Regions from separate parts of the Homo sapiens genome. Here region 1 is linked to region 2. The links are chromatin loops, found by intact Hi-C in ENCODE. Cell type or tissue: ascending aorta. All regions are shown on one strand. Each heading gives the region's core, and the rest is flanking DNA. Links, peaks and the distances in the headings are about the cores only.

What was found. A loop is a pair of places that touch in the nucleus more often than their neighbours do. Peaks named below come from ENCODE experiments on the same cell type or tissue, not always from the same donor. Only the 100,000 strongest peaks of a DNase experiment are listed, where the experiment ranks them.
Region 1: a loop joins it to region 2, with 2.4 times the contacts of the local background. A loop is called at or near these places in 2 of 110 quality-filtered maps.

The regions. Positions count from the first base shown.
Region 1 is chr6:4,652,438-4,667,682 of GRCh38, forward strand. No RefSeq gene overlaps it. Among named protein-coding and RNA genes, the nearest start is that of KU-MEL-3, 49 kb to the left of the region's middle. RefSeq lists enhancers at 2,718-3,289, 3,290-3,861, 8,005-8,823, 11,638-11,932. In ascending aorta, for the core only: a CTCF peak has its summit at 8,457; DNase peaks (open chromatin) are centred at 8,650 and 11,904; H3K4me3 peaks cover 712 bases; H3K27ac peaks cover 1,838 bases.
Region 2 is chr6:4,604,744-4,619,988 of GRCh38, forward strand. KU-MEL-3 (a long non-coding RNA gene) reads left to right here and starts at 5,822. Exons shown (of 2, transcript NR_122107.1): 1 at 5,822-6,069; 2 at 6,235-7,176. In ascending aorta, for the core only: no CTCF peak of the experiment used is centred there; DNase peaks (open chromatin) are centred at 2,508, 2,888, 5,708, 8,178 and 1 weaker place; H3K4me3 peaks cover 683 bases; H3K27ac peaks cover 2,196 bases.

The DNA.
Region 1 (15,245 bases), core at 4,637-12,636, 50 kb after region 2:
AAAGTCATAGACACAAATGTTCATAGCAGCTTTATCATTAATCGCCCCAAACTGGAAAGAACCCACCCAAGTTTCCTTCAATAGATGAATGGATAAACTATGATACAGTCATAGAGTGGAACAATATATAGCAGTAAAAAAGAATATATGGCTGGTATATGCACCAACATGGATGAATCTCAAAAACATTATGCTCAATAAAAGAGATCACGCTCAAAAGACTATAGTTATGTAGTCCGTGGGGAATGGATCTGGGACCTTACTTGCATACCAAAATCCTCTGATGCTCAAGTCCCAGATATAAAATGGCATAGTATTTACCCACATCCTCCCATATCCTTTAAATCATCTCTAGATTACATATAATACCTAGTACAGTGTAAACAAAAATCATTGTCATGGTGTATTGTTTAGGGAATAATGGCAAGAAAAAATAAGTCTATACATGTTCAGTACAGACACAATGTTTTTGCCCAAATATTTTTGATCCATGGTTGGCTGAATCCATAGATTTAGAACCCATGGATACAGAGGGCTGATTTATTTATATGACTCTATTTATATTAACTTCTAGAAAAAGTAAAACTATAGTGGTGGAAAGCAGATCAGTGGTAGTCAGGGTTCAGGAAGTAAATGAAAGGATAATTAATCCCCTTGAAAAGGAGTCCAAGAAATTTTCTCGGGTGATAGCAGCATTCTGTATCATAATTGTAGTGGTGGATACATGATTGTATATTTTCAAAACTAGGGATTCTCAGCCTTGGCACTGCTGATGTTCTGGGCAGCATAGTTCTTTGTTGCAGGACTTTACTGTGCACTGCAGGATGTTCAGCAGTGGCCCTGGCCTCTATCCAACACGAGGATCACACTCACACCCCCTCCCAAGTTGTGACCACCAAAATTGTCTGTAGACATTACGAAACATCTCCTGGAGGAGTGAAATCACTTCTGGTTGAGAACCACTAGTCAAAACTCATCAAATAGACTGGGCACAGTTGCTCACATCTATAATCCCAACACTGGGAGGCTGAAGCAGATGGATCGCCTGAGCCTAGGAGTTTGAGACCAGCCTGGGTAACATTAAATTAAATTTAACAAAATAGAATTAAATTTTATTTTTAAAATTCAAATTAAAAAAAAATTTTTTTAGATAGGGTCTCACTCTGTCACCCAAGTTGGAGTGGCATGATCTTGGCTCACTGCAACCTCCACCTCCCAGACTCAAGTGATCCTCCCACCTCAGACTCCTGAGTACCTGGAGCATAGGTGCATGTCACCACCCCGGGCTAATTTTTGGTATTTTTGGTAGAAACTGGGTTTCGCCATGTTGCCCAGGCTGGTCTCAAACTCCTGAGCTCAGGCAATCCACCCACCTCGGCCTCACAAAGTGCTGGGGATTACAGGCTTGAGCCACCACACCTGGCCAGAAATTTTCTTTTTAATTTCAAAAAAAGAGAAAAAAGACCAGGCACGGTGGTTCAGGCCTGTAATCCCAGAACTTTGGGAGGCCAAGGTGGGCAGATCACCTGAGGTCAGGAGTTCGAAACTAGCCTGGCCAACATGGCAAAATCCCATCTCCATTAAAAATATAAAAATTAGCCACAGGTGTGGTGGCGTATGCCCGTAGTCCCAGCTTCTCAGGAGGCTGAGGCATGAGAACTGCTTCAACCTGGGAGGCGGAGGTTGCAGTGAGCTGAGATTGTGCCACTTCACTCCAGCCTGGGCAACAGAGGAGACTCCGTCTCAAAAAAAAAAAAAAAAGAGAGAGAGAGAGAGAGAAACTCATCAAATAGTAGACTTGTAAAATAGAAATTAGTGAATTTTAGCATACATAAATCCTACCCCAATAAAACTGATTTTTAAAATTTAGGAAGCAGTTTAGGCCCAGGAGATATGAGTTCACCCTTACACATTTTGCATGTCCCTCATTATAATCGAATGAGAAGCTCTACAGATACTGAAATAATTTTTCTGCAGATTTTTAGAAATATTCAATTTTTTGAATTAATTCAGCATTGTTACTGAAAAACCTGATGTGATCTTAATGCCTGATTCTTTGTGACCATTTTTATTCCTCTGAAAGTTTTTAGTCACTAAATTAGGTTCTTATAATAAGCCCATTAAAACTGGAAAATTAAGTCCTTTTCTAGGAAGTTTTCATGCACGCTTTATTTAAAATTTTTTCCTGTCTGTTTTCTCTATTCTCTTTTCCTAGAACTCCAGAAAGATATTGGGACTCCAGAAAACACCTTCCCATCTTATCTAATAGTTGTCTGTCTTTTTGTCTTTTCATTCTAGGAGAGGGCCTTTGTCTTCCAACTCTTTCTGAAGTCTTTGTTTCAGATTTCTTATCTGTAATTCCAAAGAGTTTTTTCTTGTTCTCGAATTGTTCATCTTCTCTAAGGACGCTATTGTAATTCGATTCCTTTTCCTCCAATCCCTGCAGGTGTGTCCCTTCTAGAGATAATGCCACTTTCAGCCTCTCATGTTGAAAGTTGTCCTTGGATGCATGGTGATCACCTTAGCTGTTTGTTCATATTTAACTAAGATAGGGGCCTTAAAATTGGCTGTCCTGTAAGCATGGGTAGAACGTGTTGAGTGGTTGCCTTCGGAAAATGATAAAGCAGCAGAAAGATGATTTTTCTTTTGGGAAAATGTCAATGTCTGAAGGTGTTTTCTCTTGAGAATTTACAGTCCCTCCAAGGGTGAATTTTCCATCCCCCTGCGTAGGAAGAACATCCCGATTTCTGGTGTTCCAGGCAGAGAGCAAGGGAAGCAGGCTGATGCAAGGAAGCATCATTCTTCCCAACGTTCCCTTATAACTCCCATTTTGAGCCCAAATATCATCCTTGCCTTCCACTGAGCCCTGTGTCCCTGACTCTGAAGGCTCTTAAATCAGGATTTTGAAGAAAATGGTTCTTCCCCTGAAACAGAATGCTGTGAATAAGACTGTCCTGGAGGGGCAGAGTGGAAATAGATGCTGTGGGGGAGGGGAAGGGCTGTCAAACGCCATGACCAGGTTCATCATCGCCTCTCTCCTCCCCTCTACCTTTCTCCCTGGTTTCCATAGAGCAGAAATCTGGGTCAAGGTGGAGTGCATTGGATCAAGAGTTGCTATGATTTGGGAAAAGCTCTGCAGGATAAGTCGTGAGTTGAGTGGAATGTGGTTTTGCAGAATAAAGGAAAGGCTAAGGAGAGAAAAACAAGAGGAGCAGCTGAGGGCAGCCCGAAGGGCACCAGCTCCAAGGTGCAGGCCGAGCTCCTCGGGGAGGCCAGCGTGGCTGGAATGTAGGGTGGCAGCAAAAAGAGAGCGCTCCACATAGAGAAAGGGACTTGCAGGATTTCTTTCAAGGGGCTGTCAATCTCCAGCATAGGCCCTTTCCTGAAGGTAACCTGGGAACTTAGAAGATGTGCACTGAGACATTTTAAGAAACCCAAGAGTAAAAGGGGGTGCTTTTATGGACATGTGTGGCTGTAGGAGGAGGCCTGGGCTTAGAGCAAGAGCAGCTACAGGCGATAACATGGGCAAGGAATCCTCAGGGTTCTGCTCCTGCCCTCGAGCCTCTGCTTCACGTGTCCTCAGGAATAAAATCAGACCTTGCAGAAACTCAATCTGGGTGAGGAGCTGAAAAAATATATAAGTTGAAATTTTAAAGCTGCAGGCTTCTCACTCCTTCTCCAAATCCCAGGGCTAGAGAATTATATTCTAAGAGCATCTATCTCTCCTAATTCTGCTTCTCTCTAGAGGGCAAAAGTCAGGACCTGATTTTAGGAGTTGTTTTTCAGAGTAGGGAGCTCAGCACCTCATGCATTCACCCCCTCCTCCCTGAGCCCCTGGGAACTCTCCGGTGTGGAGCTGGAGGAAAAACCAGTACAGTACTCTCTCAGGAAAACAAGCTCAGAGGCGGAATCAACAAGACAGCTGACGAACACATCCTCTTCAAGAGAGGCCAGGGGTAAGGAGGATGGCTAAACTCAAGTTCTTATCTCATAGGGAGGGAAATTAATATTCATTTTTTTCAAAAGCAAGAAAAGATAAAAAAAGAAAACTTGAGATAAAGAAGGTAGAAACAGGTCTAATATATCAATAATTAAATAATTATAAATGATTATATTTATAATATATAATATAATAATTATAAATAATAAATGTATTTGGAAGGAATTCACCACTCACTTGATTAACAAATTGAATTTTTAAAATCCAGATATGTGCTATTTATAAGAGACACTCAAGCATAAGGACATACAACAGTTGAAAGCAAAAGGATGGAAAATGACATGATAGGCAAATATGAACAAAAAGAAAGCTGTGTAGCATATTAGTATCATATGAGCCAGGCTCCTAGACAGGAAACATTATTAGGGATCCAGAGGATCACTACAAAGTAGTAAAACTTTAATTCATCAAGAAGAGAACAAGCCGGGTATGGTGGCTCACGCCTGTAATCCCAGCATTTTAGGAGGCCAAGATGGGCAGATCGCTTGAAGTCAGAAGTTCAAGACCAGCCTGGCCAACATGGCAAAACCCTGTCTCTACTAAAAAGTACAAAAATTAGCCAGGCATGGTGGTGAGCACCTGTAGTCCCAGCTACTCAGGAGGTTGAGGCAGGAGAATCACTTGAACCTGGGAGGCGGATGTTGCAGTGAGCCAAGATCATGCCACCGCACTCCAGACTGGGAGACAGAGCGAGACTGTCAAAAAAAAAAGAGAGACAACAACTTTAAACATAAATGCACAAAATAAAATAGCCTCAAGTATATTAGGTAAAATTTTTTGGAACTAAGTGAATTTAGCATGGCTTTCTCAGTTACTGATAGATGAAGACAAAAAAATCAGCAAGGATATTAAAAATATGAACCACTCAATTTCAAGTTATGACCCACTCAGCTGACATCTAATGGATATATTGAGTTCCTTCAAGTATTAGAGAATATACATTTTTCTCAAGAACACATGGAATATATGCAAAAATTTGAGCATGTACTAAGCCATAAAGAAAGTCTCAACACATTTTGAACTTAGATATGAAGCAGACTAGGAACTCTGACCACAATGAAATTAAATTAGAAGTTTAAAGTATACATTTTAAATGACTACATATTTAGCAGTACTGCTAAACAACACATGGGTTAAAGGAGAAATATCATAATAAAAAATTTAATATATCTAAAACTGAATGACAATAAAAATAGCAAATATCAAAATTGCTCGGATGCAGCCAACGTGTACTCTGAGGGAAGTTAATAGATAATTACGTATATTAGAATGAAATAAAATCCCAAAATTATTGAGCTAAGTGTTAGTCTTAAGAAGTGAGGAGGAACCAACAAACTCAAAGACATTAGAATTCAGAACATAAAAATAGGAGCCAAAATCAACAAAGTAGAAAACAGAAATACAATGGAGAAGAATCAAAAGGCTAAGAACTGGTTCGCCACTAAAACTAACAATACAGATAAACTTTTCAAGATTTGTCAAGACAAGAAGATAGAAGTCACAATAAGTAATATTATGAATGAAATGGGGGGTGTTATACATAAAGTATCCATAATACATAATAAGAGAATATGACCAAAAACAATATGCCAAAAATTTTGAAAACTTAGATAAATATCTACAAAACATAATTTATTAAAACTGACTTAAGCAAAAAACCAAAAGGTAAAACTTGAATAATGCTATAATTATTAAAGAAAAATTATTCTCACACACACACAAAAAGTACCAAGCCCCCATGGGTTTACAGGTGAGGTGAAATTTTCAAGGACCAGATCATCTAGACAAAAGAAATTCTTCCGGACAAAAGAAAAATTCTTCCAGACAAAAGAAAATGAGGGATTACTCCCTAACTCCTCTTATAAGGGGAGATGTTAAAGGAGAATGGACAGTGAACACAATTAAGAAAAATCGCTGCCCCATGGAACTTACGTTCTAGGGTGAGTATGGGAGGGACACACAGTAAATAGGTAAAAGATACAGTATGATAGATGGTGGTAACTGTTACGGAGAAAACTAAAACAAGAAAGACCCAGGGGAAGTGGGTGATGCCATTTTAAGTAGGATGGTCAGGGTGGACCTCACATTTCAGGAAGACCTGAAGGAGGTGAGAGAAAGAGACCCATTTTTGACTGGAGGAAGAACAGCGCAGTCAGAGGGAGCAGGAAGTGCGAAGGCCCTGAGGTGGGAACACCACTGGCATGTGCAGGGGTGAGACAGAGGAGTGTATGACTGGGAGAGGGCAGGTAACAGGAAGGAGAGTAGGAAATGAGGGGCCAGACCTCGACTGTGACTCAAGAGAGTGCAGCACAGGAGTGGCAGGATCTGGCTTACATTTTTGCAGGATCACCCTGCTATTATGTTGAAAATGCACTGAAGGAGTGACGGTGGAAGCAGACCCTTTAGGAGGCTATTGCAGCAATCCGGACAGGAGATGATGGCGGCTCAGATGAGGTGGTGCCGTGGAGGAGGAGGGCTTACATTCTGGGCAAACCTGAAAGATGCAGTCTACAGGATTTACTCGTGGATTGAATTGGGGTGAGAAAGACAGAAGGAGTCCTGGGGGATCCAGGGCTTTGTTTGGGCTGGAGCAACTGGAAGGATGAAGTTTCTGTTGAATTTGATCCTTCAAACCACAAAGAGAATGAGAAGAGAGTGGGGAGAGAGACAGGGAGACAGACAGAGGGGTAGAGAGACAGAAATTTTCACATGCTTCTCTTAAGAAAGCCAGCCTCCCCAGCACCACCCCAAAGTCAGCCATGAGGCAAGAGCAAATGGCTGTTTGAGGAGACAGAGAAACAGCATCATAGACAGGCATGACGCAGGAGAAGCAAGATGCCAGTTTTCAAAAAGTAGAACAGAGATTGTGCACATAGCCAGCAAGAAAAAGCAGTGGATTTTCATAAAACCTACATTTTTTATTATTATACTTTAAGTTTTAGGGTACATGTGCACAACATGCAGGTTTGTTACATATGTATACATGTGCCATGTTGGTGTGCTGCACCCATTAACTCATCATTTAACATTAGGTATATCTCCTAATGCTATCCCTCCCACCTCCCCCCACCCCACTACAGGTCCCAGTGTGTGATGTTCCCCTTCCTGTGTCCATGTGTTCTCATTGTTCAATTCCCACCTATGAGTGAGAACATGCAGTGTTTGGCTTTTTGTCCTTGCGATAGTTTGCTGAGAATGATGGTTTCCAGCTTCATCTATGTCCCTACAAAGGACATGAACTCATCATTTTTTATGGCTGCATAGTATTCCATGGTGTATATGTACCACATTGTCTTAATCCAGTCTATCATTGTTGGACATTTGGGTTGGTTCCAAGTCTTTGCTATTGTGAATAGTGCCGCAATAAACATGCGTGTGCATGTGTTTTTATAGCAGCATGATTCCTTAATTTTTTTTTTTTTTTTAGAGACAGGGTCTTGCTATGTTGCCCAGGCTGGTCTCAAATTCCTGGGCTCAAGCCATCCTACTGCCTCAAAAGTGCTGGCATTACAGGCATGATCCACAGTGCTGGGGCAAAACCCATATTTTAATATTGCTTACCAAGACAGACTTATAGCACCTCAGTGAGGCTGGCAGTGCAGTGATGATTAGGTGAACTTACAGAGGGAAAAATGGAGGCCTAGTGGTTAAGTGACTGGCCCAAGGTCACACTACCAGTAAGAGCGATTACTGGGACTAAGCCCAGAGCTTCTCACTTGCAGTCTGGGGCTCCACCCAGCCCACACTTTCTTCCTGTAAGGTCACTGCAGAATTCTCTCATTTGTTTCTTTCTGCAGCTTGTTTTCTTAAGCCACTTATTTCAGGGTTGCTTTTATGAACAGCCTGAGTTAACCTCAATAGCTATGATTTCACTGTCAATAAAACAGCTTTACTTGATGCTCTCTCTCAACCCTCTGAACATATTTTTGTTCAAAATAATGTCCTCAGCAAATGGGGAAAAAAGCAAACTCCACTTCCACCCTGCCCACCACCCACCACCCCTCCATATTCTGACATAAAATAGACACCAGCCACAGTTAACTGTGGCATTTGAGTCCATTTATGACACCATGCAGCTCCCATGGCCAGGCGAGGAGCCTGGCAACCCCAGCCCCAGCGGGCAGGAGCGCTGGTCCCACCATGCCCTGGAGGAAGGGAAGCCCCAGAAAGCTGAATGCCCTGTGCCCGATTTATAAATAGCTCTTCAGAGGCATGGGCTCTCACGGGCGGCCCCTGCCAACTCCCTTCTGGCGGCCTTTAATTTTTCCATGCCAGGCCCACCTTGTACCCGACCCCGCCCCACAAAACAAAGGTCCACCCTGTGTGGGATCCTCAGCCCAGCAGCCCCCCTCCCACCCCAGGGGCACGCCCCACCTTTACTCAGGCCAGAGATGGTTGAAAAGCAGCAAGACCTCGGGAGGGCACAAGAGGGCTGAGGAGGCAAGAAACTTCACTAGGACGCCCCCGCAGCAGGGATTGGGGGGGCCAGCTGCCAGCCCTCTTGGCTGGTCCTGGCCTCCCTTCCTCCCACAGTTCCGTCTCTGCTGTTGTCTCCAACAGGCAGGGTCTGATCTGCCCCCACCCCACACCCAACACTTGTTCTTAAAGGAGGAGGAGGACCATGACGTCTACCAGTAAAAATAATCCCTGTGTGCAACGATATTTACATTCTTCTTCCACTGTACAGTACAACCCTTCCAGCAGCGCTGGGGACAAGCCAGGAGACGGTGACTGTGCTCCCGGGGCCCGACCCTGTGGAGACTCAGCTTTCCTCCCATTCTCTGGCCAGGGAGCTCCACGGTCCATCTGTGGACAGCTCTCTTTGCAGGAAAGCTCTTCTCTATGAGGATGAGCACCACCTCCTCTGGCCCAGGATCGACCCCCACAGGGACTTCTGCCCAGACAAGCCATTTGGACTTTGCCCCCCATCACCATGGCCATCAGCTATCAGGAGAGAACCAGCAGCAGCCCTGGCTCCCACCAACCACGACACATGACTCCGTGGCCCCTTCCCAACATACCTGGGCTCTGAGCTTTGCGTGCGTCCCCCGCCTCTCTCACTGCCTATTTATGTGCAAAGTGAGCTACCTCTTCCCAGGAGTCCTGAGCCAGCTCCCAGCCACATGCAGGCCCTGAGCATGCGCTCTTCCGTGGTTTACCTGTATAGCCCCCCAGCAGTCCCAGGAGGCAGGGGCTACTACTCTTCCCTTTTCACAGCCTAGGCCAGGGAAGCCCTCAGTTAGGCAGTCTGCCTTGAGAGAGGTGAAGCTCCCGGCCTGGTGTCTAGAAAGCAGCAGCAGCAGCACCAACAGGTACTAAAGATGAACCCAGCTGTACATGCTCATAGGCACCTGTCTTCCCTGTTGGGAGGCTGAGGCAGGAATGTGAGACCAGCCTGGGCAAAATAGCTAGACCCCATCTCTAAAAGAAAAAAAAATTAAAAACTTAGCTGAGCATGGTGGCTTATGCCTATAGTCCCAGCTACTGGGGAGGCTGAGATGGGAGGATCACTTGAGCCCAGGAGTTTGAGGCTACAGTGAGCCATGATCATACCACTGCACTCCAGCCTGGGAAACAGAGAGATCCCTTCTCTACCAAAAATAAAAAAAAATTTTAATGACCCCAGAACTCTGAGTTCATAATTGGTTGAGTGCAGACTGGATGCAGCAAGTCACGCCTGTAATCCCAGCACTTTGGGAGGCTGAGGCGGGAGGATTGCCTGAGCTCAGGAGTTCGAAGCCAGCCTGGACAATGTGGTGAAACCCCGTCTCTACAAAAAATACAAAAATTAGCCAGGTGTTGCAGTACACGCCTGTAGTCCCAACTACTCGGAGTGGGGGCTGAGGTGGGAGGATGGCTTGAGCCTGGGAGGCAGAGGTTGCAGTGAGCCAAGATTGCACCAGACTTTGTCTCTAAATAAATAAACAAACAAGTAAATAAATAAATAAATGGGTGAGGCCAACATGAAGAAGAATGAAGGAAGTGTTACTGGAGAGGACTGAAGACTGTTTTGGATTCTAGCTGGGTCAGACGGTTGGGGGCTGGGGGACGCACTCCAGAGACAGGAACCGGAGCGGGCACAGGCACACAGAGGCGTGTCTTGGAACATCTGCTATTTTAACAGGAATGTGGGAAAAGGAAAATCTGGGGCGTTGGGCTGGATGGAGGGCCCTTTAACAAATGCCCACCGAGCTCCCCGCAGGCTCTCTCAGGATCTGGGGAAGGAGGACCAGCCATGTGGCAGTTCCACATGACTCATTCATCCTTTAACCACATTCCCTGTCACACAGCTCAGGGAGGAGGACTACGTGGTGGCAGGCTGGGGAGTGATCTTCCGTCCCACCAGACAGGAGCCCACCCAGGACACTGCAACCCAGACCCTTCCCCTCAGAGGCCAAGCCCCAGCTCAACCAATTCACTTGCTCCTTCTCACTTCAACTCCAATGAATGCCAATAAAATCTCAGCCATGAATGGAACAGATGCCTGCAAACATTTTTATTATTAAAATAATGCCTTCCTTGTATGAACATCTCATAATTGAGGGTCAAATATAAGCAAAAAGCAGACTCAAAGCCAGCCATCCCTGGTTGACTTGTTGACAAAATAATTCACAGACAGTTCCCAGGCCCTCGGCCACAGAGCTGTAAACAAGCTTCCAGTTGCTGAACGAACCATAATAGACCCGAGATAAAACCATTCGTCTTCAAGTCATCTCAGGACCCAGGAGTGCCAATTCAAATGGTCACGCACAAGCACAAAACACCGAGCATGAAACATCACGTTTCTGCTGTATTTGATTTCTGTACATTTTCAATGAAATGTCTGGGCATTTCAGTATGGCTAAGTCAGTCTAGGGGTATTAGGAATCAGCCGGGTAAACCAGTGCCCTGGGAAATGTCCCAAGCCAGCTTAGGCATGATCTGAAAAGTCCCTGCAAGTTTCTCTTGCTTTGTATGTTACTCAGTGATAACAGTAATTCAATTCCATTCCAGAACAACAATATACATTGGGTTTCCATTGCATCTTCAGGATCCTGTTCCGGGATATTCCTGAAGACTGCCGGTATCCAGTATTTTACCCACTTGATCCTGGTGCATGTACAGGAAGACATCTCAGACCACACGCTCTGATTTGAGACGGTAGGCCCTATAGTTAGCATAATTATAGAGTGAGCAAGATAACTATAACTTAACCATGCCCTGAATGAGTATGCAGTCAGTGCCTACAGAAGGCCACGGGAACATGTGTAACTACGATACCAGCAGGAGGCAAGGAGTGACAGGGTCTGGAGCTAACAAATTACTAAAGGAAGGAAATCATTGCAACTCAGAGGAAGGCTCTGTAAAACCAGTGGCATGCCTCTGGTTAGCTTAGAGCATGAGTGAAATTTCAACAAGTCAGTAGGTATTGGGAGGAGGAATACTCTTAGGCCAGGTGCAGTGGCTCATGCCTATAGCCCCAACTATTTGGGAGGCTAAGGTGGGAGGATTGCTTGAGCCCAGGAGTTAGAGGCTACAGTGAGCTGAGATTGCACCACTGCATTCCTGCCTGGGCGACAGAGTGACACCCTGTCTCAAAAAAAGGGATATTCTTGATGGAGGGGGAAAGTGAATGTACGTGGTATGTTTAAAGAGCAGTTAAGTTATGCTCTCTTGTGCCTTGGAGTTGGGTCAAACTCCAAGAAGATGGAACTGCAAAAGCAGACTGGGTTCAAGTTTGCAAGGCCTAGAAGGTCATGACTACCAGAGCCTGGCTACGTTTCTCCTTTCCTCGCGTGACTCAGCTGGACTGCATTCCCCCAGCTTCTCCCACAGTTAAGTCTGACCATGTGACTCAATGCTGGCCAACAGAAGGTAGTAGAAGTGATGTAATGTACACCACTTCCAGGACTGGCCTGAATCCCACCTCCTCAGGCCGTGACTGGGCCTCCATCCAGGGGTTTCTGCCTGGACACACTCTCTCTCTGCTAGTTTGGATGGCAACACCCATGGCAAGCTTGGAGCACACCATGGAGACAACAGAACCTCCACCAACGTCATCCTTGGTTGATTGTGTGCCGGGGAGCACACCACCGCCTCCCACCCAGCCCCACTTCCCAAGGGACTTTTCCTGAGTGAGGAAGTTACAGGATGCTAGGCTGCTGAGATGTCAGGATTCACTTGCATGAACTCTGAAGTCAGCATTTCTCCAACTAAAATACCAGGGTTGGGGTCGCATGTTCTTCCTTAGGCCGTGCTTTGGGAAGGGAAGCCTGGGGGCAGCGTGGAAGCTGGTGTGGACGCAGGAAGAAAGCCACAGCAGGACCCTGTTGAAAGACTACTGAAGGGCAGATAAGAGATGAGAAGTGAGGAAAGACAGTGACTGGGAGAGGAAGGAAAGGAGGAGATATTTTTCATCATCCACTCCCTCTTTCTATTCAACTTTTATATCACTGTTAATTGAAACAGATTTCTCATAGCTCACCAGTGACCTCCTCATCCAGAACCAAGGATCATCTTTCTTATTAGCGGTGCCATCCTGTAGCATTTGACCACTGCCTCCTTTTTTGGAGGCTGTCTTCCCTTTCGCCACCCCCAGTCCTTCTTGTCTCTGAACCTCCGTTCTCTCTCCCTCTTTCTCTTCCACACCACCCCCCGACCCCGCCACACCACACACACTCCTCTCTTCCACCTCAAATGTAAGCTGTCCCAAGGTTCTGGCTTTGCACCTGCTCTTCTCTTTTCTCTATGTGTGGAATCCCCAGGGGGCTTCATTTGCCATCTGCCTTCTCCCTTTCTACTCGCCTTCCCCCTTTCTACTCACCATCTCCAGAACTGCCTCACCAGCCCCAACTTCTCTTCTGAGCTCTAGATCAAAATGTTTGATTTGCCATCTGAACAGCCACACACAGATGGTCTGCAGGCACCTCGAAAGCAGCCTGGCCAAAACAAAATTCATTCCCTTGTCACCCCCTCTCATTACTCCCCACCCACTGAGCAATGCTGCTGTTTCTCCATTTCTAGTTGTCTGAGACGGGAGGTTCAGCCACAAGCTGGTCATGAAGGGCTCTGTGGAACACCTTGCTAACATCAAGGTGTGATATTTCCCTGGAGGGTCTAAGACCTCCACCCTGGATCCCCCACACCTTTCCACAATTGCTCCAACACTCATTCCACTTTTACAGCATGTCACCCCCTTGTCACAATTCCTCCAAAAGTAGAACTTGTCTCCAAATTACATGGAAAGGTGTCCACACTCCACTGGGATGACTCAGCACGGCTCAAATAAGCTTGTTCAAATGTTGGTGGTCTTTTCTTACTGTTTTCTCGTTTATCTTGGATTTCAATTTCCCTTTTAGCCAAGTTTATTTGCTCCTCTCAAATCTGAAGAAGATTCTTGTTCAGGAAGTAATGACCAAAGATAATTTAAGGTGTTTTGATATTTCTTAATCATCAGATGGCACTGTGCCATTTTCTCTGGGTCATGGACCGATTCCTTTTCTCATTCTTCCTGCTCATGACATAGCTTTCCAACCCTTTTCGTTCTCCTTATATTCTTCACAAGATTTAATGCAACCCAAGCTCTACCTGAATTAGTCAGGACTCTTCTGGTTGCAGAAATCCAAGTGGCAGAAATCCAAGCTAAGTTCATGGGAGCAAACCAAGAGAAGGACAGGCAGAAGAGGAGACAGCCACGCAGACCACCAAGCTGGGGACTCAGACCCCATCGGGGTTCACCCACTGTGCTCTGGCCTCAGTTTCTCTTTCTGTGTGGACTTCACCCAGCCAATCCACTTTCTCACTGGGGTGGGTTCATGGGAGCAGCTCTGATTCACATCTTTAGCAGCTCTCCAACCAGAGAGGAAGAGCTTTCCTCCCAGCTCCAATTTCAAAACCGCAGGAAAACACAAGTTAGCTCAGCTTGGCTCACTTTGAGTGTACCCCTCAGAACAGTGACCATGGTCACATCAGTGAAATTATTTACCCATCCTGGGTCACATACCCACTTCTGGTGTCAAAGAAATAGGGTATGCTGCCAGAAAAAAGGAAGAGAGATTGATGAACAGATAACAAATAGGAGATATCTGCTATATTAGCCACCGTTTAAACATACTTCCCTCCACACATGTGCCTTCCTGACCTGTCCTCTCCATATTCAATATTGTGGACAGCTGCCAGTTGCCAGGTGGTATGTAGTGAATGGAGATTGTAGAAATGAGTCTTCTCTGTGCCCCGTGAAGAGAAGACTTCCAGCCCAGGAACACTGCAGGGAGAATGATCTCCAGTGATCCCTTCTGGTTGTAACAGCCTAAGGTTCTGAGAGCCTAATTCTAGGCATGGTGTCGTCTCTTCCTTCTTTCTGCCCTAACCTCCACTTACTCTTACTCTAATACCAGCTTCTCAGCTCAGTCAAACCTGGACCACTTCTCCCGTGCTCTCCCAAATTCCCAGTTATGGCGCCTTTCCTGGAAATATCCTTCTCCAAAGTCTACTCTCCAAAAATACTAAAGTCACTGTGGCTGATCTCAGCCAGGTGCTTGGGAGAAGAAGAAACTGAGCAATTCACACCCTAGCACAAGGGTCCCCAACCCCTGGGCCATAGACCTCTACCTGTCCACCTCCTGTTAGAAGCTGGGCTGCACACTAGGAGGTGAGTGGTGGGAGAGTGAGCATTACCCCCGCCTAAGCTCCACCTCCTATCAGATCAGCAGCAGCATTAGATTTTCAGAGGAGCACAAACCCTACTGTGAACTGTGCATGCCAGGGATCTAGTTTGTGTCCTTCTTATGTGAATCTAACTAATGCCTGATGATCTGGCGTGGAACAGTTTCATCCCGAAACCATCTCCCCCATCATCCCTCCCACCAGTCCTTGGAAAAACTGTCTTCCACAAAACTGATCCCTGGTGCCAAAAAGGATGAGGGCCACTGCCCTGGCATGAATGACAGGTGCCCTCCAAGAGTGCCTTAACCCCACTGAATTTCTAATGGGTAGAAGGTTGTTATGGGCTGGACTATGTAACACCAAAAATTCATATGTTGAAGTCCTCACACCCAGTACCTCAGAGTATAATCATATTTGGAGAGAGAGCCTTTATATAAATTGAAACAAGGTCATTAGAATGGACTCTGATCCAATCTGACTGGTCTCCTTATAGGTAGGGGAAGAGACAGACACACACAGAGGGAAGACCACGTGAGAACACAGGGGAAAGATGCCATCTAAGCCAAGGAGAGAGGTCTCAGAAGAAACCAACCCTGCCTAC
Region 2 (15,245 bases), core at 2,467-10,466:
AGAAAATTTCTGTGATTTCTTTGGTAACAAATTCACAGGAACTACTGATATTACTGTGGTTTGTTGCCTATGCTCATACGTGAAAGAAATGCTAAATTTCAGTTAGCAATTAGTACAAATAAATAATTTTTTTTCTCATTCAAGACCATGAATCCCTTGGTATCAGGTTCAGAACCCCTGGCCTAAAGGTTTTATCATGTATCTGGTTAGTGAATCCTAATTATTAATAAATTTTCAATTTTGGGGACAGCATTTCCCAAGCCCTGTTCATTGGAGTCCCACTTTTAGGAAACGTTAAAAACTGTCTGCTGTAGGTTGAATCTGTGTCCTCCCAAAACATATGGTGACATCCCAACCCCTGGTACCTGTGATTGTGACCACATTTGCCAATAGGGTGTTTGCAGATGTAATGAAGGTAAAGTGAGGTCATAATAGATTTGGTTGGGCCTTGATCTAATAGGATTGGTGATTTTATAAGAGAGAAGAGGAGACACAGAGGCATGCAGGGAGAGCATACCTGATTGTGAAGGCAGAGGCTGGAGTGACGCTGATGCACCACGGAACCCCACGGATTGTTGGCAACAGCAGAAGTAAAGGCAAGGGCATGGAGCTGACCCCCTCCCTAGAACCTGCAGACAGCATGGCCCCACCAACACCTCGATTTCAGACTTCCAGCCTCCAAAACCGTGAAAAAATAAATTTCTGTTGTTTTGAGTCACCCAATTTGTGGCACTAGGAGACTAATACAGTATTTAAAAAAAAAACAACAAGATGATTTGCAGTTAAAACATTTGGGAATCCATGAGCATTGAGTTTCCCTTTTGGAAACAGACATACACAATGTACCCTGGACTATCAGAGATTCTAAGGAAAACTCATAGTAAAGTGCTAGTTTGACCTACAGTGCACTCCAAGTTTGTGTAGCCAAAAAATACCTTGTTTGTGGCACAGCTAAATAGTGATGTTCAGTGGAGCACTAGGTGTCCCAGGAGTACAAAAACCAACAATCAAATGTATAAAGGGATTGAAGACTTTATGGAAAAGTGTGGGGAAACGGTGCCCTGGCACCACTAGCGTCCCAGAACCACAGCATGCCAGGACAGACAGAAGCCTCAGACCTCAGTTCATTTCTGCCACTCATTTTTGCACTCAGGAAACTGAGGCCTAGCTTAAAAAGCGTGTTGGCCAAAACACAAACACAGCACTAATGGTTGCATAACTGGAAGAAAAATTTATTATTAGATACTCAATTCTTCACTCAGAGTCACATGAATTTATTTCTGAATAAGCCCATCCTATAGAATTATAAACCCACACTACCTAAAAGCTGGGTTCTACCTTCCCCACAATTGAACTGAATTCCTACTCCTGCAATTGGCTTTTTAAAATTATGCATGGAGCCCGCTAGGGGAGGAATCTGAGGCCAATACATGCTCCAGCGAAGTGACAGCTCCTCAACGGCTCCCTCCAGGAGACAAGCAACCTGCCCTCAGTGCTCAGCCTGCCTGCTGGAACCCGAGACCTCTGCACTGCAGGTGCAGCACGCGTTGCTGATGCCACGCAAGTGTAGAAGGGGGTCTGTAGGAAGACCACCAGCTCTAGGGACTGCAGGGGTGGGGCCTGAGTGGGTTAGGTCACCTGGGACTGGGATGCTTGTGATTGGTCAAGGGAGTGCTGATCCTTGGAGAACTTACAAAAAAGGGAGGCAAACGAAATAGGGCAGGGGATGGGTCACTCCGAGACACTTGCTTCTCACCCCAATATCCTTACGTAAACTTTAACTTTGCTTATACATTTGCCTGATTTCCGTTTTTAAGCCACTCAGTGCCTCTTTGGAGCCAACTCACACAGGCTCTAAAGAGAAGAGTATCAAACACCCAGAAATTTTGCAAGCCAGTTGTTAAGCTATTGGCAATTTGAAATTGGCCACAGTGGGAGTATTTTTTACACCACAGATATTGGCAAATGTTACAAATCAGGGTTGCTGAAGGATTTTGGTCCATAGAGCTGACTTTCCACTGCACCAAGTCATTCTCCATTGACTTTGCTTTCCTCCAGCATGGTCTGACACGTTCCTGCCGGGATTGTGGGCAGCTGCCCCTTGCTGTCTTTCTAACATTAGCCCATGCATCTGTAATCTTTCTGTGGGAACCACTGTTCTTCTGCCCTGCCCTTTTGTAAACTCTCCCCACTTGGAACGCAAAGTGAAAATGAAGCCCTCGCTGCCAGAAACAGGGACACAGAGAAACACCTTGGAAACACTGCTCCTCCCAGTCGGCAGCACCAAAGGCTTCACAGCTCCATGTAATTTCACGCTCAACATCAAGTGATTCACAATAGCACCTTGTAACCAGAAAAGGCACAAAGCGCCATCCTCATTGCTCTGCTGTCTGCAGGAAGCAGGAGGCTCTATCTTCCAGCATTGGTGGCCGCGGCCCTTGTGCCAGGCTGCCTGCACTTGGAGCTCATCCATCCCTGGTAGGAGCACCCGGACTCCACTCCAGATGGTGGGAAGCCTGGCCAGTGGAGCGAGTTACCAGCTTCCGCCGAGTGGTGAGAACGAATGACTCTAATGTGTGTTTCCTTGGCGGCTTGACTTGCTGCTCCTTCATTCTTGACATTCGGCCAAGATCCCTCCTGATTTTCTAATGATCCCCCTGTAACAGCCTTGGAAATCTCCCACTCACCAGAACTCATGCAAACGTATGCCAGATGAACAGAAAAAGAATATGATCTAATTGTTTTTTCAGGCAAAATGTGCAGTAACCAAGAGCAGGTTAGACCTGTTGAAAATTCTTATAGGCTGGTCATTTGTGAGTCATACTTACATGACCCTGAATTGCCTTGCTTGGGGTTAATTGCATGGTTTGGCCAGCTGCCTCTATAATTGGCTCGATTTGGTTACAGAAGCCACTAAAACAATGATCTGAGGTCACTGGCTGTTTCAGACCAAGGGGCAGCAAAATTGAAAGCAAAGCGACCAGCCAAATTAACCAATAAAAAGACCAATTTGACGCTACACGGGAAATATAACCTTATATAAATCTGGGGAGAGCAATTAGTTTGAAACATTTGCAATTGTTGATATTTGACTGTTTTAATCTTTTAAAAACGGCAATTTTAAACAGCTCAGCCAAATAGTCCCCTTGGTTCTCAAGCAATCACTACTCTAACATTTCAGAATTGTCTGGGCTGGGGCTGGGGAGAAGTCAGCAGGAGAAAGAAACACATCTCTCACCATGCTTCCTGTGGTTCTGACACCTTCTTCTCAAGTACAGTTTAGTGGAAAGAGCCCTGGTTTAAGACTCAGGAGACCTAATTTTAGCCCCAATTGACTTCCTATAGGGCCTTCGACAAGCCATTTCTCCTTTAAGTCTCGTTCTGTTCAACTGAAACAATATCATAAACATTCTCGTGATGCCGAAATGAACTGACGGATGGGAACATGCTTTTTTAAAGTGAAAATTATTACACAGATAATTCATAAAGGCTACACACATTATAGTTATCAACTCCTATTGATATGTGAGTGTGTATACTCCCGCAGGAGAGAATAAACTTTGAATGCAACCATAACTTATTACCCCTTTGTTCCAGTGTCACTTCTGATAGCAAACAATGCCAAAACAGTAACAAATTGCCATTGTATTTTCCATTAGTCATCAGAGTATAAAAGATTTGATAAATAGCGAGAAAACACATTGGCTCTTTCGGGTGGGAAATCCGTGTTATTGACAGTAGCAAATTACATGTCTTTGAAAAAGATGGTGTCACGGTTCTTAGAGATTATTTGCATTGCTACTGAGACATAAGAAAACCTCAAGGAGCTTTTAAAGGCCGTGTCTGTGAGATGAATGGTCTGGTGTCCTCACCCAGCCCCCCTTGTTCCAGCATTCGTGTGACACTGCCGGGCAGCTGCCTTGGCATGAGCCTTCTCTGTCCAAGAACAGACTGCCAGGCCTGAACACGGAGAGGAGGAACAGCCTCTGGGGTATTCCCTGACTTTGGGGAGGCACGATGACCAGGCTGGGGCCTGTGCTTTGGGGGAAAGCACACAAGGAGATCGAGGGTGTTTTTTCTGTGTCCTCTGCTCCTGTCCTTGCCATTGCCTCTGCGCAGCTGCCTCCTGTTCTTTCACTCCGGTGACAGCCCGGGCAGATGCCTCCCTCCAGAGCCGCTGCCAGCCCTACTCCATGGACAGCTGTCGCCACGGCCCCAGGAGAGCAGCGTGACCACCGGCACCAGCCATGAGGAGGGCACATCTGCAGAGAATCCCCTACCCCTGGCTGCGGGCCTGAGGGCTCAGCGCCCTACTGTACAGGACGTTCCCAGCTGGCGCCACTTAACACGAGCCTCTTCTTCACTTGGTTTTTCACCTCTGAGATGTTCCGCTCTGCTGCAAGCAATAGGGTGTTTCACAGATCCATACTTGTCTTTACAATTTCCAGGCTTAGGAAATATTTTTAAATTTTATTGATGACCTTTCCAAAGTTTAAATGAGTTAGCCCTTGGATGTTAAGAGGAAATAGTATTTTAAAGACAAAGTAAAAGAATGCCAAATCTATGAGGACATTATGCTAAGTGAAATAAGCCAGTCACAAAATGACAAGTATTGCTGATTCCACCTATATAAGGTCCTAGATTAGTCAAACTCGTAGAGACTGAGAGTAGAAAGGGGATGCCAGGGACTGCAGAGTGGGGCTAGGGAAGTGGGGAGTTAGGATTTAACGTGTACAGAGTTCCAGTTCGGGAGGATGGAAAGACTTCCGGAGGTTAGGCACAGGGGCTCATGCCTATAATCTCCACACTTTCAGAGACCAAGGAAGGAGAACTGCTTGAGGCCAGGAGTTTGAAACCAGACTGGGCAACATAGTGAGATCCCATCTCTACAAAAAATTTAAAAAATTAAACAGTGTGGGGACGTGAGCCTGTAGCCCCAGCTACTCAGGAGGCTGAGGTGAGAGGATTGTTTGAACCCAGGAGGTTGAGGCCACAGTGAGCTGTAATCACACCACTCCACTCCAGTCTGGGTAACAGAGCGACACCCTATCTCAAATAAATAAATAAATCTTTTTAAAAATAAAAGAATTGGATATGATGTTAAATTTTATGTTATGTGTATATTGCCACAATTTAAAATTTTTTAAAGAATACCAAATCAAGAAGTGCTAAAGTTCATGGAATTACCTATATCAGAGGTGGTGGGAGTCAGGAGTATGGAAAAGAACCCTTCAAATGAAAAGGTTCATGATTATCGAAAACAGCTTGTCCTGTTTTTACCAACTGGAAACTTTCTCTAGGAAAGCAGCTATTCCTAATGGCATTTCTAAAATTATGCAAACACAAAACCAAAAAGAAGGCAGGCACCCAGTAAAGTTATCTAAGACTTTGGTGGGAAAATAAATAAATAAACCTGCCGCCTCACGGTTGTTTCTCCTCACCTACAAGGCTTTGATTTCTGAGATGGGGCCTGAAGCAGGAATTCCTCACACAATGGATGCTCAATTTGTCACAGGATGTGCCTCTCCACTCTCATACCAGATAAAAGGTTAGCCTGGTTTTTCATCTAGCTGTGTCTCCCTCAGAATCAAAACTATCGTCCTCCTCAGTGCTGGATCGAGTCCTTTCATCTTTAATTTGACCAAAATGGAAACCAGGATCATGAGAATTCCTCGGGGCTGGTGTTGAAAGGAATTTCCCCTGCTCTTGCCAGAGTCTCGAGGGGTGGCCTCCTTCCACGGGTGAGTAACCACAAGTCCATGTGACCGAACAAACAGCATATTCTTTTGTTCAAAAGAGAAAAACAACATTGAAGGAAATCAGCTGAAGAAAATTGAGATGAAAGCCAGTCCACGCCTCAGCATCCTGAGGAAATGTTCTTCCTTGATGCTCTGAGCTCTCTAAGAAGTTACCACAAAACCAAACCCATCAGAAGTTTGCAGGACGTCCTTGTTTAGAGCTGGGAAATAAACCACGAAACAGCGCAAAGGAGAGTCCAGGCCTGCCAATGCTTCCGCGAACTCCTCGCCCCGACCTCATCCTTCTCCAGCTCCTACCTGCAGGCCTCAGGTGAGCTCCGGAGTCTAGTCATTCCTGTTGGGAGGCAAGTGTGTGACTGGTGTGCAAGTCAGGTCAGGAGGCTGCCTTGGTGTCCAGCAAGTCTTGTTTGCGGAGGCAGGGACTGCTGGGTTGGGGCACTTCCCGACCCTGTTTCTGCTCTTCTCCCCTCTGCAGGCCTCCTGACCTCCAGGCTCCTTACCCTCCCGCTGGCCTCTGCTCTACACTCATCTTTGTGCCCTGCTTCCAATCATGCCAGGCCTCGGGGTCCCTGTCTCTAACTTCACCATGAGACTCAGGTGCTTCTCTACACTCCACCCTCTCCAACACTGTTTGGAATCTCAGGCTTGGTCCCAATCCTATGGGCTAACTTTGAAAAGACCGCTGTTCATAAGGAGAGAGAAAGGAGGAAGAGATGAGAAAGGAAGACAGAGAAAGAAACTCTATGATCACGGTTTTTCCAAAATTCATGGTTAAATTAGAACTTACTATGTGCAAATATAGAAGCACGGGTCCACAGAGTTCCAGAGAATGAATGCTGACGACTAAGCACCAGCCTCCACTCCCTGCCCCATAGTGAGTATCCCTCCTCTGTGTGCTCATGCTGTGAATCCCCCCCATTCTACCACTTCTCCCCTCATCACTGGCTTGCTGTAGGATCAGAAGTTCCTTAAGAACAAGAACCTTCTCCCAGTGTATCCCCAGCACCTAATACAGAAGGTAATAAGGAGGAGGCATCTGCTAAACGCTTGTTGAAGGAGTGAAATTGAGAGACCAGGAAGGGCCTGCAGGCATTGTGGTGAGCCTGCCTGTTGTCCACGTGGCTGCAGCAAGCAAACATGGGTTTTCCTTGGAAGGACTGTGGGCCATCAACCCATTAATTGCCGAGTTGCTTCTATCAGGGCAAGGCTGTGGAATCCTGTTATCCTAGACAATGAGGTACAGGGTGCAAGCAGATCTGTGTGCTGCTGTCTTCCGGTAAACGGACCAAGTTCTCACTTCCCATCCTCCTCCCCAGTCTCACCCACCCGTGCTCCCAAGAGAGCAATTCATCATGTCAGTGTCTGGTGTTTTCTTGAAGGCCTGTGCTAAATAAAGTGGATTGTTTATAAAGTGGGATTATTCTCCAAGCACAGAAGCAGATTCCTGGGCAAGTTGTTGCGCTGAGTGTAATTAATGAAATGCTTTTTGGACCAAATTGTCCAATGGAATGAGATCACCCACTGCCAGACTGGGTCATTCAGACCCAAAATAGATGGTCTGTATTCAATCCTAGATTTAAAACACACACACACACACACACACACACACACACACGTTGCTTAACGTCCTTCGCATCAGGAAACTACCAGAATACAGCAGACTGCGATTGTTAGAAGTGTAGAGTCAAGGTACCATTTCTAATTTTCTCTTTTTTTCTATAGTCAACACTTATTCAGTGAGCCGAGATCATGCCACTGCACTCAAGCCTGGGGGACAGAGCGAGACTCCGTCTCAAAAAAAAAAAAAAAAAAAAAAAACAAAAAAACAAGAAAATTTTCTATGCATCCAGGTTAACATCTTTGAAGCAGCATTTTCTGTCATCCACTGGAGCACTCATTTAGACAGGACTGCATAACTGCAAAGCACCCTGGGGCCTGGAGCAATGGTGAGCATGAGGCATTGTAACTTAGATGTTGCTTCAGTGAGAAAATGCTTCTCCTTCCTTCCAGAAGGAACCAACAGAAAATGAGAGGAGAAAGAAAAGGGCTGAGAAAAGTAGCTTTGACCACTTAGCAACAGTATTTCAGAATCATTACTCTAGAGAAAACAAGGAGAACTCAAAACTTTCATAGATTATGTCCCACGCAAAGAGTTTGCAGTGACCTTCAGAAACATTTTCAGTGACTTGGAGACCTTCCTGCAATGCTGTGCATAAATCTGTCAGCATTGCAATCCATGCAGCCTTATCATCTGAATTCAAATCCTCCCTGGACATTCTGCAGACTCACCACTTAAATTAGACAACCAGCTAGAAAACACTGTTGCAACACGAAATCCATTCCAAAACTCCACAAAGTGTTGCTCATGGGGGAGATCCATCTGTGAGTCAAAAAGAGATGAGCTCAAAGGATTTGGGGGTTGCCTCTGTCTTCCCAGAATGTAGCCGTTGCCTGGCAGACAGCATTACAACAAGGGCTGTGCCTGCACTTGGGCCAAAGAGCTGTCGCTCCTGCTTTGAAATCTTGGCATGACCTGGAGGTTTCCCTCACTTTCTCCCTCCATAACCCAAACCATGGCCAAAACCCACTTTCTCGTTTTTCACATGGCTGCTCCTACAATGTTGCTGCTGGGAACCCAGTGGAGTACCTGCCCATTGTTCTCCCAGCCCTGGCCTGTCTATGTGGCCTCCTCCCACAAAGAGGTGGCTTTTTATCTTCAGTCCAGAGCAAAAGGCTCAGACAGTTACCACGGAAAGAAATGTCACCATAATGAGCAGGCCCTCCTTTTATCACAGGGTGCTGGGTACTCGACCTGACCTCAGCTGGGCTAGAGAGCCCATGAAGCTCAGGCGGGAGCACTAAACCACCACCCACCTGCATGACCCACCTGCAACTCCTCAGCTGTATCCCTCTTCTGCCCAAGCATCCCATCCTGCTCCTTCCCAGCCAGCATCCTTAGTGACCATGAAGCACAGCCTGGCAAGCTCTTGCCCACAAAGAGTGTAGACAGTTGTTTGCTTCCTCCCCAGAAGGGCAAACCGTAATCACCATGGCATGAGAGAACCCAACCCAGAGAACCCACATTCACATGTGCCTCTGCCCTCATGTGACCTTAAACAGCTAAATGCACATTTCTGATCTCCAATGACATCATGGTCACACAACAGAAGCCCCTTAAAGGCACCCAACACAATACCTCATTCATCAGGGTCATGCCAGTCACCTGCTAGTTGGCTCTCAGCTCCATCTGGGCCCTTCGTCTCATTTTCCCTTCTTGGTTTCCTTGACAAATGGCTTTCCAGAAATTTGTGCGAGCAAAAGGTGCTGGAAATAAGGACCTGCGAGGGTATTTCTTCCTCTTACCTCTAGCACCATCTCGGACAGTAGCTCCATCTCCCATCAGACAGTGCCCTCCTCCACGGTTCTAGCTCCCACTCAGCAGCCCTGGTTTGGTTTCTGTTTCCACCTGGTGCCCCAGCTTCTGGTCTCTGGCTAATCCCACCTCTGAGGCCACAGCTGGTGGAGGCTTCCTGCCTTATTCGTCTCTCACCTGCCTCACCATCTGCTGTGTGCCTTCTCAGCTCCTCCTGGGCAACCAACTCCCTGCATTAATTTCTCTCTGTTGAAACCACTTTGAGGAACTTGTTTCCTGATTGTACCATGAAAGATGAAGTGCCCCTCTCCTTTCTTTCTCATCTATGAATCCAGTTCATTAGGCATCCCCAACTCCTGAGAGCATTTTGTACTTGAAGCCCTTCCCACATATCAAACTCCCCTCTCCCTATAACAGAAGACCACCCCTATACAGCTAAATGACTCCCCACTAGACCCCTCTCTGCCTTCTCTGGATAGGGAAGTCTTAAACACTTTCCTACCAGGGAAAAACAATCCACTCCAGCTGAACAAATTAGTCCCCCGAGATGTGTCCAGAGTTGGTTCCTGCCGGTAGGGTTGTGGTCTTGCTGACTTCAAGAATAGAGCCGTGGACCTTGGTGGTGTGTGTTACAGCTCTTAAAGATGGCATGGACCCAAAGAGTGAGCAGCAGCAACATTTATTGTGAAGAGGAAAGAACAAAGCTTCCACACCGTGGAAAAGGACCCCAGTGGGTTGCCGCTGCTGGGTGGGGGCGGTGGCCAGCTTTTATTCCCTTATTTGTCCCCCACCATGTTCCGTTTCTGTCCTATCAGAATGCCCTTGTTTCAATCTTCCCTGCAATTGTCTACTTTTAGGATCCTGCTGATAGGTGCGTTTTACAGAGTGCTGATTGGTGCATTTTATAGAATGCCAATTGGTGTGTTTTACAGAGCGCTGATTGGTGCATTTTACAATTTTCTTGCTAGCTACAGAGTGCTGATTGGTGCGTTTTTACAGTGCTGATTAGTGCATTTTACAATCCCCTTGCTAACTACAGAGTGCTAATTGGTGCACTTCACAATCCTCTTGCAAGACAGAAAAGTTCTCCAAGTCCCGACTTGACCCAGGAAGTCCAGCTGGCTTCACCTCTCACCACCAACTCTGGTGATGTAGGCAAGTCAGCAGACGAGGTAGTCCTAAGTTTCAAAAAGCAAACAACTGCATGCTCTTTCTGTTGGCAAGGGCTTGCCGGGCTGTGCATTGTGGTAACTAAGGATTCTGGCTTGGAAGGAGCAGGATGGAGAAGTAAACACCGAGCTCCAGGGGATATTTTTTAATTCCGGGCTTCAGCATCATCCATCCCCAAGAGCCCCAGATTTTATACATTCTCTCACATCCAAGGTTGTAGAACACCTGACAGTATGGTCTTCACTGAGACAAGAACAAGCTAATGGTGGTATCCTGGGTGACGTTGCAGGGGGTTCCAGGCATTGTACAATCAGGGACGCATTCCTTCCTAATCAGATTCAGCAACCTGTTCAGATGAGTCTGGTGTGTCTCCACGCCCATATTTCCCTGGTCAAGGATCCTGGCACCAACCTCATAGTTGTTGAACTACGTTTAACACACCTTCTTTAGTATTTGCAAGAATTTGGGATGGTGTCCACAGCTGGTCTGGACACATTGTTTCTCCACGTGCTTCATCTTTAGAAATATCCCTTTTTTTTTTTTTTTTTTGAGACAAAACTTCACTCCTGTCGCCCAGGCTGGAGTGCAATGGCACGATCTCGGCTCACTGCAACATCCGCATCCTGGGTTCAAGTGATACTCCTGGCTCAGCCTCCCAAGTAGCTGGGATTACAGGCGTCCACCACCATGCCCGGCTAATTTTTGTATTTTTAGTAGAGACAGGGTTTCACCATGTTGGCCAGGCTGGTCTTGAACTCCCGACCGCAGGTGATCCACCTGCATTGGCCTCCCAAAGTGCTGGGATTACAGGCATGAGCCACCATGCCTGGTCTCCCTTTTCATCAAAAAGAAAATTATTATGCTCAGCTCTTACCACAACAAAACCCTCTTAAGTGGCAGCCCATGACACAAACCTCACATCTTTTACATAAGAAGCCTCCAACTCTCTGCCCAGCTGTCTTCATAGAAGCAGATGGTGTACAGGCTGAAAGCTGCCCCAGCCACTGGGGACCAGGAAACTGCGGACTTGCTTTCCTGACTCCTGAAGTGACCAAAATGGAGAATAAGCCAAAAATATCTTGGCAAAGTTAACAAGGGAACGTCATAAGTTGAGCTTAGAGAACACTCAGAAATTGCACCATGCACTCCAGCTTGAGCAACAGAGCGAGACCTGTCTCAAAAAATAATAATAATAATCATTTAATCTAATGTAAAAACTTTTTTAAAAAAATGGAGGGATTTACTTCGGGCTGATTAACTTAGGGATGAAGACAATTGTCGGAGAAGTTTTGTTTCCATGAAGCTTTAAATCCTGCTAAAATCTGTATTAGTTTGCTAAAGCTGCCATAACAAAGTACCAGAAATGGATGGCTTATACAACAGAAGCGTATTTTCTCACAGTTCTGGAGGCTGAACACCTGAGATCAGGTGTAAGCAGGGCTATTGAAGGAGAATCCATTCCACGCCTCTCCGCTGGCTTCTCATAGTTGCGGGCAACCTTTGGTGTTCCTTAGCTTTAGACACATCACTGCAATCTCTGTCTTCATCTTCTCATGGAGTTCTCCCTGTGTGCATGTCTGTGTCCAAGCGTCCTCCTTTTATAAGGATACCAGTCAAATTAGATTAGCGCCACCCCCAGCCACCAACTCCAGTATGACCTCGTCTCAACTAATTCCATTTGCAATAACCTTATTTCCAAATAAGGTCACATTCTGAGGTACTGAGGATTAGGACTTTAACACTTGAACTTAGGGGACACAGTTAACAGTTCCCCACGCCACCCCGCTAAAATGCACGTGCTTCTCATGGGCAGAATATATTTCACCCCTTCCCTACATCCCCAAAAGTCTTAAACCGTTCCAGCATCAACTCTAGGTCCAAAATCTTATCCAAATATTCTATAAATCAGATATGGGTGAGACCTGAGGTATGATTCATCCCTGGGCAAAATTTCTTTCCATCTGTAAATCTATGAAACCAGACAAGTTATCTGTTTTCAGAATGGAAATATCTATCTTATTCCTGTCCCACAGTGGAGCAAATAGTCCCATTCAAATAGGGAGAAACTGGAAGGAAAAAAGGGGGTCTTAGATAGCAAGCAGGTCTGAAACCCAGCAGAGTAAACTCCATTAGAGTTTAAAATGGAAGAATATCATCCTTGGCTTGATGCTCTGTGGTTGATCCTAATATAGGCAAAGCCTTTTTCCTCAATTAATACCTTAGGTCTGGTCCTAAAACGGCACCTTGCCAAACCTCCCAAGTATAGATTCATAATCTATTGATTCTAGACTCAACACAAGCCTCCTTCTCTCAAGAACTGTAGCCTGGGTCTGTGACTCTGACACTCAGCAGAAGCAACATTCAGGCTTTAGGTGCAGCCGAACCACCACTGACTGTTACCCCACTCAGTTAAACCTGTCCAGGAAATCAGGATCAATCTAGGCTTTTCACGGCGTTTGTAGATCTATCACTGGCCAAGCTGTAGGATCCAAGTGAATAACCAATGCTTTCAACACTCTTTCAAAGAATTGTTTCCATTTGACCTCCAGAATCAGAGCAGGAAGCACAGTCCTTCCAGGAAAGCAGATTGCTATTTCAAATGGTGTGAGGTAGACCTGTGCTCTGCTTCTTAACACCAAGTTGAAAGATTTCAGGGCCTCCTTAGGATGAAATGGATGCATTTCCTCTTGCCACAACTAATAAAAATGAAGTTGTCATTTGTGACAACATGGATGAACCTGGAGGACATTATGCTCAGTGAAGTAAGCCAGGCACAAAAAGACTAATACCATGTGATCTCACTTATATTTGGAATTGAAAAAGATGAAACTCATAGAAGCAGAGAGTAGAGAAATGAGGAGATGCTGGTCAAAGGGTACAAATTTTCAGTTAGACAGGAGCTATGAGGTCTGGAGATCTATGGTACAGCATGGTGACTATAATTAATAACAATGTATTGTGTATTTGAAAATTGCTAAGAGAGTAGATTTTAAATGTTCTCACCACAGGAAAAAATATATATAATTATGTGAGGTGATGGATATGTTAATTAGCTTGATTCAATCATTTTATAAGGTATACATATGGGTGAGACCATATAACAAAATTAAGGAGTACATTGCAATGTACTCCTTAATTTTTTAAATTGTCAATTAAAAATAAATAAATTTTAAGGCCAGGCGTGGTGGCTCATGCCTGTAATCCCAGCACTTTGGGAGGCCGAGGCGGTAAGATTGTTTGAGCCCAGGAATTTGAAACCAGCCTGGGGAATATAAAATAGTCAGGTGTGGTGGTACATGCCTGTGGTCCCAGCTGCTCAGGAGGCTGCGATAAGAGAATGGCTTGAGCTTGGGAGGTCGAGGCTGCAATGAGCCATGATCATGCCACTACACCCCAGCCTGGGTGACAGAACAAGACCCTGCCTCAAAAAATGAATAAGGACATAAATAAATAAATAAATGTTAAAAACAAGGCAAGAAAATAAAATTAAAAGAATTATGATTTATAAAGAAGAAAAAAAGGCAGCATTATTTTCTACACTCATGATCTGGTCAAATAATCATGATCCCAAAGCAGCTGAATGTACTGACCACATCTCACAAAAGGAAATCTGAAAAGTCATCACTTGAAACAGGGTAGTCTAATACAGTGTTCCAAAACACACCCACAGCAGAACCACCTGAACTTGAACATGCATGCTCCCAGGCCCTGCCTCAGGACTACCGAGGCAGCATCTCTGGAGTTGGTGCCCATTTTAAAGTAGGTCACAATGAGTGGTGATTCTTTTGGGTGATTCCATTTAAGAACCACTGGTCTTTTAAGAGCACAACTTTTGGTATAAAACCAACAGCAAGGCTTGAGAACCAGTTCTGTCTTAATTTACTATGTGATCTTGGGGAAAACCATTTAATGTCTCTGAGCCTCGGTGTTTTCTGCTGAAAAGTGGGAATAATAATATCTACCACACAGAGTCCTTGAGACAGATCAGCTAATGCATGTGTAAAAGGTAAGAGAAATAGAATGAAGAGATGCATCAGACATGGTTTTGTAGAATCTGCTTTGTAGGTTGTTTTCAGTAGAGGAGACAGCACGCAAAGCTCTTTAAGGTTGGAAGGATGTAGCTTTGTAGGACCTCTCTCACAGAGTTGTGAGGAGTCCATGAGCTAGGGCATGCAAAACTCACGGCATCGTGCCTGGCACCCACATAGGTGTCAATAAATGCTCCCCATTGTTACTGATCACTAGCCCCATAAAGCTGGGAGGCCAGCATTGTCCAGCTCAGGTGGAGTGAGTATAGTGTGTCTGGTGGGAGGTAGAGGCAGCCAACACAGGACAAGTGAGACAGGGCCAGAGGAGGAGGCCTGGAGTCCAGGCTAGGAAATCCGTAGTTCCCTGTGCGTGTGTTGGGCATCCACTGACATTTTCTGAACATGGGAATGATGAGATTCATCTAGCAGTAGTTGGGGAAGGGACTATTTGAGGGAAAACTCAAGAGACAGAAAGATAAGGCAGGAGACTGTTGTACACACCAGACAAAAACCTCTACAAAAGTCAAATGATACAGGAGTCAGCCAGCACAGCAAGCCTTTAAGAAGTCCATGTATGGGCTGGGTGCAGTGGCTCACGCCTGTAATCCCAGCACTTTGGGAGGCCGAGGGGGGTAGATCACGAGGTCAAGAGATCAAGACCATCCTGGTCATCATGGTGAAACCCTGACTCTACTAAAAATACAAAAATTAGTGGGGTGTGGTGGCTGGCGCCCACAGTCCCAGCTACTCGGGAGGCTGAGGCAGGAGAATCGCTTGAACCTGGGAGGTGGAGGTTGCAGTGAGCCAAGACCATGCCACTTGCTCAGCCTGGTGACAGAGCAAGACTCCATCTCAAAAAAAAAAAAAAAAAAAAAGTCCATGTATGAATAAGGAAAAGGTGCCCCTCTAGTGGAT